Linked DNA regions of Homo sapiens: region 1 is linked to region 2. A link is a contact called in ENCODE Hi-C or POLR2A ChIA-PET data. All regions are on one chromosome and are shown on one strand. The core of a region is the stretch at or near the end of the contact, and the rest is flanking DNA. Distances in the headings are between cores, read along the strand shown. Region 1 has its middle 110 kb from the start of SEC11C. Region 2 overlaps ZNF532 (zinc finger protein 532).

What was found. A loop is a pair of places that touch in the nucleus more often than their neighbours do. ChIA-PET counts read pairs that join two places held with the same protein, here RNA polymerase II (POLR2A). Pooled maps may share reads with other maps.
Region 1: POLR2A ChIA-PET joins it to region 2 with 10 read pairs in activated B cell. The contact joins two enhancer-like sites. A Hi-C loop is called at or near these places in 1 of 50 pooled maps. POLR2A ChIA-PET finds 5 or more read pairs at or near these places in 4 of 52 experiments (AG04450, H1, activated B cell and 1 more).

The regions. Positions count from the first base shown.
Region 1 is chr18:59,030,091-59,035,760 of GRCh38, forward strand. It overlaps the pseudogene OACYLP. Among named protein-coding and RNA genes, the nearest start is that of SEC11C, 110 kb to the right of the region's middle. Within about 2 kb of position 1,426, at least 3 of the 41 ENCODE cell types and tissues checked have a DNase peak (open chromatin) inside an H3K27ac peak, as active enhancers do.
Region 2 is chr18:58,962,200-58,968,316 of GRCh38, forward strand. The region is part of intron 7 of ZNF532 (zinc finger protein 532); the gene reads left to right. Among named protein-coding and RNA genes, the nearest start is that of ZNF532, 100 kb to the left of the region's middle. RefSeq lists an enhancer at 5,762-6,117. Within about 2 kb of position 2,177, at least 4 of the 41 ENCODE cell types and tissues checked have a DNase peak (open chromatin) inside an H3K27ac peak, as active enhancers do.

The sequences.
Region 1 (5,670 bases), core at 176-2,675, 67 kb after region 2:
AGTGCTGGCTTCTAGCAAACGCCCGGCAGCTTCCAAATGTCAGTGTGGAGGTTGGATCTCCGCTCTTGACAGTCCCATCTTTGTTTACCAGCAGCATGCTAAGGTCAGGCAAGGTCGCTAAAAATGCTGCTTTATTTTGTGGGTACAATTATCCAGTGTGTTTTTGTGCTGATCAAAGACTAGAACAGGGCTTGGGGTTTCACTGCAGCAATTCTCTAAGGAACAATTCCATGGCCACAGTGTCTGCTTTCAGTGTCACACTTACACACATGACCCGTAGAAGCTTCCTGACATCACCAGGAAGGGGAGTGATTTACATAGAAACTGAAGGGAGGGTGTTGAGTGTGCAACACAAGCTAATTCACACAGCATGCTATGTGTGAGCCAGAAACAGATTAACCCAGCATAGGTAGTGAGAGGCCGGATTTTGATGAGATAGACTGCATTGGGTTTTAGTGAAAAATCAGGAGCATTGCCTTCATTTCTACCTGCCTACCTATACACCAAGGCAAACAGAATGTGTCTCTCTCTCACACAAAAAAGCCTGGTCACTCAAGTACCTTCAGAACATGTGGAATAAGAGGGTCGGGCTCAGTGGCTTATGCCCGTAATCCTAGCACTTTTGGGATGTCAAGGTGGGAGGACTGATTGAGCTCGGGAGTTTGAGGCCAGCCTGTGTAATGCAGCAAGACCCCCATCTCTACAAAAAAAAAAAAAAATTAAAAATTAGCCAGGCAACAGAGTAAGACCCTGAATCAAAAAAAAAAAAGAACAGAGCATGGAATAATATTTGACAGATTTCTTTTAGGTCCACACAATTATCCTTTCTTACTGCAACTAGGGGGATAAAAATAAAAATGAAATGGCTGGGCTCGGTGGCTCACCCCTCTAATCCCAGCACTTTGGGAGGCCGAGGCGGGTGGATCACCTGAGGTCAAGAGTTCGAGACTAACCTGGCCAACATGGTGAAACCTCGTCTCTTCTAAAAATACAAAAATTAGCCAGGCATGGTGGTGGGTGCCTGTAATCCTGGCTATTCGGGAGGCTGAGGCAGGAGAATTGCTTGAACCCAGGAGGCAAAGGTTGCAATGAGCTGAGATCGTGCCACTGCACTCCAGCCTGGGTGACAAGAGCAAGACTGTCTCAAAAAAAGAAAAGAAAAGAAAAGAAAAGAAATTTCAGTGAATGAACTAGAAGGATATGAATGGATATGAATAAATGATAAGTAGCTTCAGGGAATATGCCTACTGTGGAAGGCATAGAAATTATTTTCTCAAATCCTATTCAGATTTTTTTTTTTTTTTTTTTTTTGGGACAGGGTCTCCCTCTGTCACCCAGGCTGGAGTGCAGTGGCATGATCTCAGCTCACTGCCATCTCCGCCTCCTGGCTCAAATGATCTTTGTATTTTTAGTAGAGATGGGGTTTTGCCATGTGCTGCCCAGGCTGGTCTCAAGCTCCCGGGCTCAAATGATCCACTCGCCTCAACCTTCCAAAGTGCTGGGATTCTAGGCGTGGGCCACTGCGCCCAGCCCTATTCGGGTCTTAAGGCCAAAAGAAAAACAGTAGCAACACCAACAAAAAGCTCAACAATAAGAAAAACAAAACACATGTATGTGTAAGCAGAGATATGATATAAGAAGGAGCCAAGAAGGCCTAGAGGTCCCTGGCACAACCTCTTTCCCAAAGCTGGAAGCAGCTCTAGCAGCCGGGTGGCTTCCTGTGGACCCATCTGTGATGGGAAGTGCTGGCTGTCAGGCTTCTGAATGAGAGGCAATCCCTGCTGTCCTGTAATTCCCACCAGGGGCCCTGGTTTTGCCTTCTAGGGCCCAGAAAATAATCATGCTCTCTTGTTTCTATTGCAGCCCCATCAGATGTTGAGGGCAGTTATGACGGCCCTGTCCAAGTCTCAGAACCCCTCAATTACTTCACACGATGTGGTTCTAGACCTCTGTCTCTGTGCCACTCCCCGCCCCCAACCCCGCACTCCCACACCGGCAGCCTGTAGACAGTTCCACAGTCGGAGTGGCAGAAAGAGCACATGCTCAGGGATCCTGTGACCCAGTCAAACATGCTTTGATTGCTAACTCTCACCTTGGTCAGATTGTGTGACCTCTATGAACCTCAGTTTCCACATGTGTAAAACAGGGGCATAGAATGGGATCTGTGGAAGGAATTAAATGAGATCATGAGCACTTACCACCTCCTCCTAAATTCATTCCTTGTTTCCTCATTCTCTTCGGTTAAGCCACGAGAGGAAAGAAAGGGTAGGGGCTTAAATCTGCCAAGGCTACATGCTTGGGCTGCTCTGACCTCGCTCAGTGAGCAGCAGGGTCAGCTGGATCGCAGGGACATACCACGTCCACAGAGCTGGGTTGCAGGGACATGCCACGTCCACAGAGCTGGGTTGCAGGGACATGCCACGTGCTTCCAACTCTCTGATGGGAGTGGAGCCCACAGTCATTAGAATTCACCATTGTGCTCATCTCTGCTAGGCTGGCCCTCAGAGCCCGACCTTTTAAGGCTGGATCACAGGATTTAGGCCAGACACACCTGGTATGGTGTTAGGGACTGAAACTTTAGGTTCCTCACCCAAAATGAGGCACCCTATGATCAGGACATTAACGTTATGTTAGCTTTCTTTTAGCAGGCACATTGAAATGTGGTCTCAAAATAGGGGTTTTCCATGTTCTGTTGCCATAACAAGTTTTTAATTTTTGTACTTAATACCATTAAAGGATGCTGGGCGTGGTGGCTCACGCCCATAATCCCCACATTTTGGGAGGCTGAGGCAGGAAGATTGCTTGCACCCAGGAGTTCAAGACCAGCATGGGCAATGTGGCAAAACCTCGTCTCTACAAAAAATACAAAAATTAGCCGGGCATGGCGGTGTGTGCCTGTAGTCCCAGCTACCCAGGAGGCTGAGCCAGGAGGATTGCATGAGCCTGGAGATGGAGGTTGCAGTGAACTGAGTTCATATCACTGCACTCCAGCCTGGGGGATAGAGCCAGACCCTGTCTCAAAAAGAAAAAACAAACAAAAACCCATCAAAGGTAAAATATCACATCTCTGAATGTTTGAAAATAAAAATCAATTCGGAGAGACCCAGAGATTCAGCATTTTTTTCTCTCTCCACTTTTACGTTAATCAGTGAGTCAAATCAACATAAGACCACCGTGTCTTCTAGAAGTTTAGAGCTAAATTGGGTATTTGGATTCCTGACTCTTTATCCTCCAAATAACCATTGCATTTGCTTAGAATGCTTTCCCGTCACATGAGCCTGTCCTTTGCTCTTTAGATGAGAACAATATGAGTGAATGTATAAGGAAGTTTTCATGACATACATACATAGCTATGGATTCAGCCCCTGGGCAACAGGGCTCTTACTTAACGGCCTGTTGCTTAAAGTGGGCTCACTGTGATTGAGCAAACCGGAAGTGGCTGCAAAGTTTTTTAGAGCATTGTCACAACCAATGGGTCTTCAACTTTGGAGTGCATCAGAGTCACCTGGAAGACTATTACAGCACAGATTCCTGGGCCCTGACCCAAAGACTCTGACCTGGTAAGTCTGTGGTGGGGCCTGGGAATCTGCATTTCTAATAAGTTCCCAGGTGATGTTGAAGCTGCTGGCTCAGAGACCTCTGCTTTGAGAACCGGTGATTGCATGCATCATTTCAGCCAATCCTCCCCACGTTCTTATTGTTTATAACACTTTCCATTTACAAATGAGCTAAATGAGCCTCAGGGAGGTTGTCCTCCCTCTAGACCAGTTATTTTCAGAAACCTTTATAAACCACTGATGGGTAAGTTCATTCACTAGCAGAATTTAGATGGAAAAAACATAGTAACAAAACATATTGAGCACTAGCTTGCCACATGAGGCATCAAACCAGATATTTGATGTTCTAGAATCCCCATTACAACCCTACCAAAAATTATACCCATTCTAAAAGCGAGGAAACTGAGGCTCAGGGAGGCTAAAGAAGTTGGCCAAACCTGGCAGAGCCCGGGTCCTGTATCTCTCCACTGCTCGGGAAACTGAGGAGGAGCAGGTGAATCAGCTCTAGGAGGCTGCTGGTTGTGCTGTAGTTGTGGCCAATTCCTGAGTGAAAACCCCTGTGAATGAAAAGGGTGGGTGTGGTGACTTCAGACAGAGACGCAATCACAAAGTGACTTAAATGGAAAAACTTGTATTCACGGCTGGAACTTCAAAATGTTAGGTAGTTAAATTCTTCAATTTAAGAAATTGCCTTAGATTTCCAGAGTTTGGTTATGAGCCAGACCTCATTTGTGAATAAGTTTTAATTCTGCAAAGACTTCTTTGTGCCCACAATGTTGAAGGCACGGGGCTCTGTCCAGGAGGAAATGTGAGTCTCTCAGAGCCGGCTTGAGCTTGGAGGCCCCTGTTTTGCAATTCCAGACACTTGCTTCGTTCTCAGATAGGTAAACATTAAATTCTTTAAGAAAGGGAATGAATTAAGAAGATGGTATTAACCATTCTTAAAGTGATAGGGCTTAAAACAGTGGTAGTAGTAGCTGTGTTCTCACGAGTACATACTAGGTTGCCTCTATTTAATGTGATTTATAAGCATTATCTCATTTGTTCTTCATGATAATCCTTTAAAATCTACTTTGATTATTTTGCAGATGTGGAAACTTAGACACAGAGAGGTTAATTCACTTGCCGGGGGTCACAGAGCTGATAAATGACAGAATCAGAGCCAGGAGCATCTGGCTATATGGCCTGTGCCCTAAGCTCCTGTGCCACTGGTCCTTCTGTTTTCATGCCTATACTTTGACCTACGTTAGGGTTGTTATTCATTATTATTATTATTATTATTATTATTATTATTATTATTTTTGAGACGGAGTCTCACTCTGTCACCCAGGCTAGAATGCAGTGGTGCAGTCTCAGCTCACTGCAACCTCCACCTCCTGGGTTCAAGTGATTCTCCTGCCTCAGCTTCCGGAGTAGCTGGGACTACAGGCATGCACCACCATGCCCGGCTAACTGTATTTTTAGTAGAGATGGGGTTTCATGTTGGTCAGGCTGGTCTCAAACTCCTGACCTCAAGTGATCCACCTGCCTCGGCCTCCCAAAGTGCTGGGATTACAGACGTGAGCCACCGCACCTGGCTCATTATTCATAAGTAACTAGTCCTCAGGATTGCAGGGGTGTTCTTTCAAGTGAAAGTCTTGCTTTGTGTATCACATCGATTCTTACTGATGTCTGCGTTCTCCTTCCCTCAACTCTTCGTCAAGCAGGACTGGGGTCAGGGGTTGGCATCTCTGGGGCCTGAGCTTGGGCAGCGTATTCTGTGCAAAGCATGTGGGGCACCAAACTCAGGTCAAGTCTGTTAGGGAAAGTCAAGATTCAAAAGGGAGGGATACCAAGTATGAAAGTCCACAGATAGATGAAGATGGAACCACGGAGGCTGAGCTGAGAAGCCCAGGGTCAGAGCAAGAGAGCCTCCGAGTAACTGCCAAGATCTGTGGATTGTGCTTTGGTTCTTGTTGCGGGGTGGTGTGTGGATACCCTGGCAGTCAAGGTGGACAGTAACATCTTTGCTCTTGCCCAGGGTTTCTAGGAGCCGTGGCTCATGCTCTGGAGTGCTTTTCTTGGCAGAAGAATGTGCCAGCCATCTGGACTACAAAGGCACCAGGTGGCACCT
Region 2 (6,117 bases), core at 927-3,426:
TGGATGACAGAGCGAGACTCTGTCTAAAAAAAAAAAAAATGGATTCTAGGGCCAATGTGACCTTTCTCCTCGGACACTGGAATGAAAGGAAACTACCAGTGGTAATCTATGTAGTAGCCATTGCTAGTGTGAGGTGGATATTTTAAACCAGTCACAGTCTAAAAGTCATTCCATGGACTAACCAAGTCTCTGTGGAAAGCATTTGGTTTCACAGTTAATCTAATTTGTGGATCGAAACAGAACTTCTAGGAAGAAGTCCTTGTCAGCAGGAAGGCTACAGGGGGAGCAGTGAGTCTGACTTGGTAGCTGCACACGAGAATCACCCGGAGAGCCTACGGCCCAGCACACTTGGTGCTCACCAGACCAGCTAATTGGCATCACTAGGGGTGGGACCTGGCCCTGGCATTCTTTTTTTTTTTTTGAGATGGAGTCTTTCTCTGTCGCCCAGGCTGGAGTACAGTGACGCCATCTCGACTCACTGCAAGCTCCCACCCTGGGTTCAAGCGATTCTCCTGCCTCAGCCTCCTGAATAGCTGGGACTACAGGCGCCCACCACCACGCCCGGCTAATTTTTTGTATTTTTAGTAGAGACGGGGTTTCACCATGTTAGCCAGGATGGTCTCGATCTTCTGACCTCGTGATCTGCCCGCCTCGGCCTCCCAAAGTGCTGGGATTACAGGCGTGAGCCACCGCACCCAGCCGGCCCTGGCATTCTTAAAGCTTCCAGGTGATTCCAGTGTTGTGGCAGGGCTGGGAACACTCATACCACCTGGGATCTGCCGCACACCTGCCCTTGCTGCTGATGCTCATTGCTGTGGCCCTCACTGTGTGACTGCTATAGCACCAACACACCTTTGTTGAGTTTATGTTTTGGGGAAGGTTGATCTCAAGTGTATTTGTTTAAAGACTCCACCCAACGTTCACTCTTGGTGGTGAAGGCAGGGGACACAACTCTCTGGATGTTGGATTTACAGCATTAGTAAGTCTGTTCAATATAATTTAAAGCCTGATTATAAATGATTTTAGGATGTCTTAATGTTTCTGTTCCTAAAGCCTTTAAGAAAAGTCCATAGATTTCATCTGCATTTTCCATACAGGGTGCAGGTGATAGGTGATTTGAATACTTGCTATTTTGTAGCCTTTCCCATTCTGAAATTCACTTTCAGTTCACTCAGAGATGTAGGTGAAAGACAGCAGTGGCAGTGAAGGAAAGTGGGAGAATGAAAGGATCAGAGTGTGGAGAGATGACCACAGCCACTGAGGCAGGTGTGCTGTTGTTACTTTTGAAAAGAATGGCAAGGCAATCAGCTTGCATTTCCTAGTTTGGGACCACCATGCTTAGAATCAGATTGACTGAGGAGCTTTACAGAGACTCTCACTTGCACAGTATTTAAAAGAAAAAAATGTGTGTGTGTGTGTGTGTGTGTGTGTGTGTGTGTGTGTGTGTATGTATATAAATTTTTAAAGTGCCCACTTGGCCGGGTGCAGTGGCTCACGCCTGTAATCCTAACACTTTCAGAGGCTGAGGCAGGAGGATTGCTAGAGCCCAGAGCTTGAGGCTGCAGTGAGCCGCAGTCGTGTCACTGCACTCCAGTGTGGGCAACAGAGTGAGACCCTGTCTCAAAAAAAAAAAAAAAAAAAAATTTAAAAGGTGCTCACCCACACAACCTGGAACCTAGCCATGTGTATGAAATGTGTGGTAGGGCATAATTGCCCCCCTTAATCTCCCTGAAACTTGTTTAGATAACTTTGTGAAATAAAACGTTACATCTCCATGTTGTTTCTGTCTTCGTGCTGTACTGTGGTGATGGCCATTAGTTAAGGGGATAAAAATACTGAAATACTGTCTAGTTTGCATAGTTCATTGCCAGATGGTTTCATTTTCATTCTTTTACTGTTAGAGTTCATCCTGTTGTCATTAGGCATGCCTTACTACAAAGTCTCTTATTTAATCTAAATGTAGGGATATAATAGATTTTTATCCTTTTAAAACTCATCTTTTAGCTATGGCGACTTTGACTTCCTGCCAAAATCCTGTTACCCTAGCAACAGGTAAAAAATTTTTTAAAAAACCAGTTTCTCCTATCTTTTTTGGCTTAGAACTTATTTGTGATCTCAAGGTTTTAGGAGAAATATCTTTAAATCAGTTGCATGTTCTCTTCTATCTCTGGTTGACTGTTAGAGAGTGATGGCTTCTCACTTGATTCTGCATTTGTGTCAGATGTGATTAAAAGGCACATTAAGAGTTTGTATATTCATGCTAGAAATGTATATCACTGCTGGCTTTATGAAACTTATTTTTCATTAGTTTTGGCCACTGGAATTGATATTTTGTTTGTGTGTGTGTGTGTGTGTGTGTGTGTGTGTGTGTGTGTGTGTGTATACACAGTTTTTCTTTTTTTTTTTAGACAGAGTCTCGCTCTGTCGCTCAGGCTGGAGTGCAGTGGCGTGATCATAGCTCAGTGCTACCTCACACTCTTGGTCACGAGCAATCTGCCAGCCTCAGCCTCCTGAGTAGCAGGGACTACAGGTGAACACCACCATGCCTGGCTAATTTTTATTGATTTTCATTTTTTTGTAGGGAGTTCGGGGTAGAGGGAGTTGTCTTTGTTGCCCAGGCTTGTCTCAAACTCCTGGCCTCAAGTGATCCTCCAGCCTTGGCCTCCCAAAGTGCCAGGATTACAGATGTGCGCCATCACACCTGGCCTATAATTTTATTATATTCTAAATATTTTTACTTCATATATTTCTTATATATTTATATACTATAGATCATATATAATACATATTTCTTATACTATATAAATCTATAATTTTTAATACTAACTTTTATTATAATTTATATTTTATTAGTTTATTTGATATTTTATTAGTATGGTTTACTATATGTAGTTTTCTGAAGTCCTCCACTTGATTTAATAAGAACTTTTTTTAATGTAAGGCTATAAATGTGTTGTAAAAAGGATGTTGAAAATTTTTGGTTCAGAGCATATTAAAGTACATATTGAACTATTGGTGATTTTGGTAGCTTGTGGCTAAATTGGAAGGCGGGGTGTTAAGGATACTGGGGCTAACACTGTCTGAGGGCTTACCCTACTTACTATCTCATTGCAGCAGGCTCCTGAGGGGAGACAGTTACGAATCCCACTTTTAGGTGAGGAAATGAAGCCTGAGAAAGGTTCAATAACTTACCCCAGGGTTTTGCAGCCTGCCAGAGGCAGGTTTCTAGCCCAGACTCTGCAGTTTGCACAGAATGAAAGCTGACATTTCAAAAGCTGCTTAATTTTAGTCTCCTTGAATCTTTCAATATAGATGTGGGACAGTTAGCAGATATGTCTTTCCATCCAGTTTTTACTTCTGCTTTTGATGTAGTCATTTTCATTTCATTTAGGTGTTCAATCTTGGTTAAAGTTGGTTATGCCATCATTAACTGGACGTGTGTGTAGTTTTGGAAGACTGTGAATGTCCTGGTTTTATATTCCTTAGCTGGGGTCTGATGCTTTCTGGAATTACTTGCAGTTGCTGTTAACAGCATCATGGTGTCGTTAATTAATTGGGCAAATCTTCCTGCAGAATTATGAAATGTTTTAGAGTGGCTTGAATTTAGCAGTTGCCTGGGATGTATCTGGGGGCTGCATGGATTGTAGCAGGGCCTGAGCCTTATGAGGGACAGAGCCTCTTCCTGCAGTGTCTCGGAAATCTGGAGAAATGCACAAGAGAGAGGCCCTTTCTTGACTCCAGGAGTTATCTTAAAGCAGAGGCTCTCGAGGCAGAGAGCACAGTTAGAATCAGGGTTTTTTTGAGTCTGGTTATGGGGGTTTGGGATGTGGAGAAGTGGGTAGGACCTGGGTAGGAGTGAAGTCTATTTTTAAATTTCTCTAGATAATTGTGTTACCTTCACACTTACATACGTTCCCTCCTACTCTCCTACCCTCTCTCTTCTCCTTGAGTAGTTCTGCTGTAAAGGGATTAAGCTGAGAGATAAGCTATTTAGAGGATTTTGCTCTTAATGCTGGAGAGTTTATAAAAGCTGCCTAACAGGAAGATGAGATTGGAGAATAATTTCAGTTTAGGAGTTATATATTTTTAAGAATAGCTAGAAAAACCATGAGTTTTTACTTTGGGAATTATCTTTCATTTAAAATGTTTATCTAAAATTACTTGCCTTGGTGTTTATAATTTGTTTCTAAATTATATTTTATAACTATTATGTGTTTTAGCAAACCTGTTTATTTTTGGATCATGAACAAGAATCTGGAAAGCCCCAAGCTTGCCCCAGTACCAGGCAATTTCACTGAACTGAAACAAAGTGAAAGATACAAAGAAGGAACCATAAGGTTTGCCCTCTAAATTGAAAGAAAATGAAATGACAAACGACCAGATTCCATTTCTAAAATTTACTGATTATTTTTCCATTAGGGACAGAAAAATAAATCCTTTCAAGAAAGACTAACACGTTATTTTGAAAATGTGACACAAATAAGACTGTAAAATATTAGTCCACATCTTGTGTATAGCCAGAAAAGGCATTTTTTTGTGTTTTTTTTTTTTTTTTTTTTTTCTTTCAGGTTCTTAGGAAGATATGCTCTTTACTGTGACATGTTGCTGCTTGGTCAGATGTCTGTCTGTTGGAGGCATTTTTCTGTAAACTCACCCGAGGTTGCTATAAACAAGGTTGAAGGGCTATAAATGTGTATTTATGTATGTCCTGTTATGTGGTCTAAGGGAAAAGCTGTGGCTTTATTAACTCTTGTTATTGTTATGGTGTGCACGTTTTCTCATGACACTGCATGAGAGTATATTAATGTACATCCCACTGGATATTAAGTATAAAAACCCCACATCGAAGGATGTGCAATGAAATTATTAAAGTAATAGCAAGACAAAGGTGTTGAATCTGGTAACCAGGTCAGTGGGCTTCTTTCTGAAAGTCTGCTAGGATTTAGGGGCTGGTAGGCCTAGAGGTAGAATAGCTGGTGGTCCCAGTGGAGGGTCCCCAACAGAACCAATCCCCCTATCATTAGAACCCATTGCCAGATAACAAAGCTTTCCCCGATAGACCCTACACAGCTGCCAGAGCATCTCTTGGAAGTGTGACTGTCATAGGTGGCCCTGGAGCCCTCCATGATCTTACCCTGCCTCCTTTTCCACCTCTCCTCCCCCTGGACCCTTGCCTATTCTTGTTCCAGCAATACAGAGCTGCTCGCAGTTTCCTGACATGTGCCACATTCTTCCTTGTCTTTGTTGCTTTCTGTTCCTTTTGCCTGGACATACCTTTCCTTGCTGCATTGCCTGCCTGTGAGCTAGTTATCACCAGTAGGTCTCTTCATCCCCACCCTGCCCCCCCGTGCACCCTTCCGTGCACCTGTGGCCGCCTCCACCATACTTTTTTTTTCTGCTGTTGTTCAACAGATTATAATCTCCTCAAGGGCATGGAGAGCCTGGCAAGTTAGAGTCGGAGCTCGGTAAATACCGTGGAAGGAATTAATCGAAACGCACGGCATTCGGTCTCCCACGGCCTGCTGGGTTGCTGAGGCTGCTTCAGACCTCAGTTTGGCTGAGGACTGGCTGTGGCTACTTAACTCTCACCACGTTTTATTACTATAGATTTGCACCTTCTACCTTGCCGCATGGCAGTTGCAAGCCTTTGGCCAGAATTGCCGGCCGAAAGGGAGTGGTTCAGTGCAGGCTCATTAAACATGTGTTAGAAAAAATCATTTACAGCACTTGAGCTGTGGATACCAAGCTGTATCTTTGCACATGAAGTACAGCACATATGGTACTCGTCTCTGAAAAGTCAGTACCCTACAAGGCATGCAGGCAATAATGGGTTAGAACATGGTGCTTAAGAACACCACAGTGACTAAGATGTTTACAGACACTTAAGACATTTGTAGTTCATTGCCTACCAGGGCTGCTGTTATTTTGGAGACCAAGGAAGATATTTCCTCCCCTGGCTTTTCCTGTTTATCTCTAAGGGGCCCAGAAGGTAGAGGCTCCCTTGACACTGGGCTGGTGCTGTTGCTGAGACAGGAAAAATAGGAGACTTGGTGCCTGTCTTTGTCTGCTTTGGGAGAATATACCAGGACTTCCTGGCCAAAAATATTTCAGATTAAA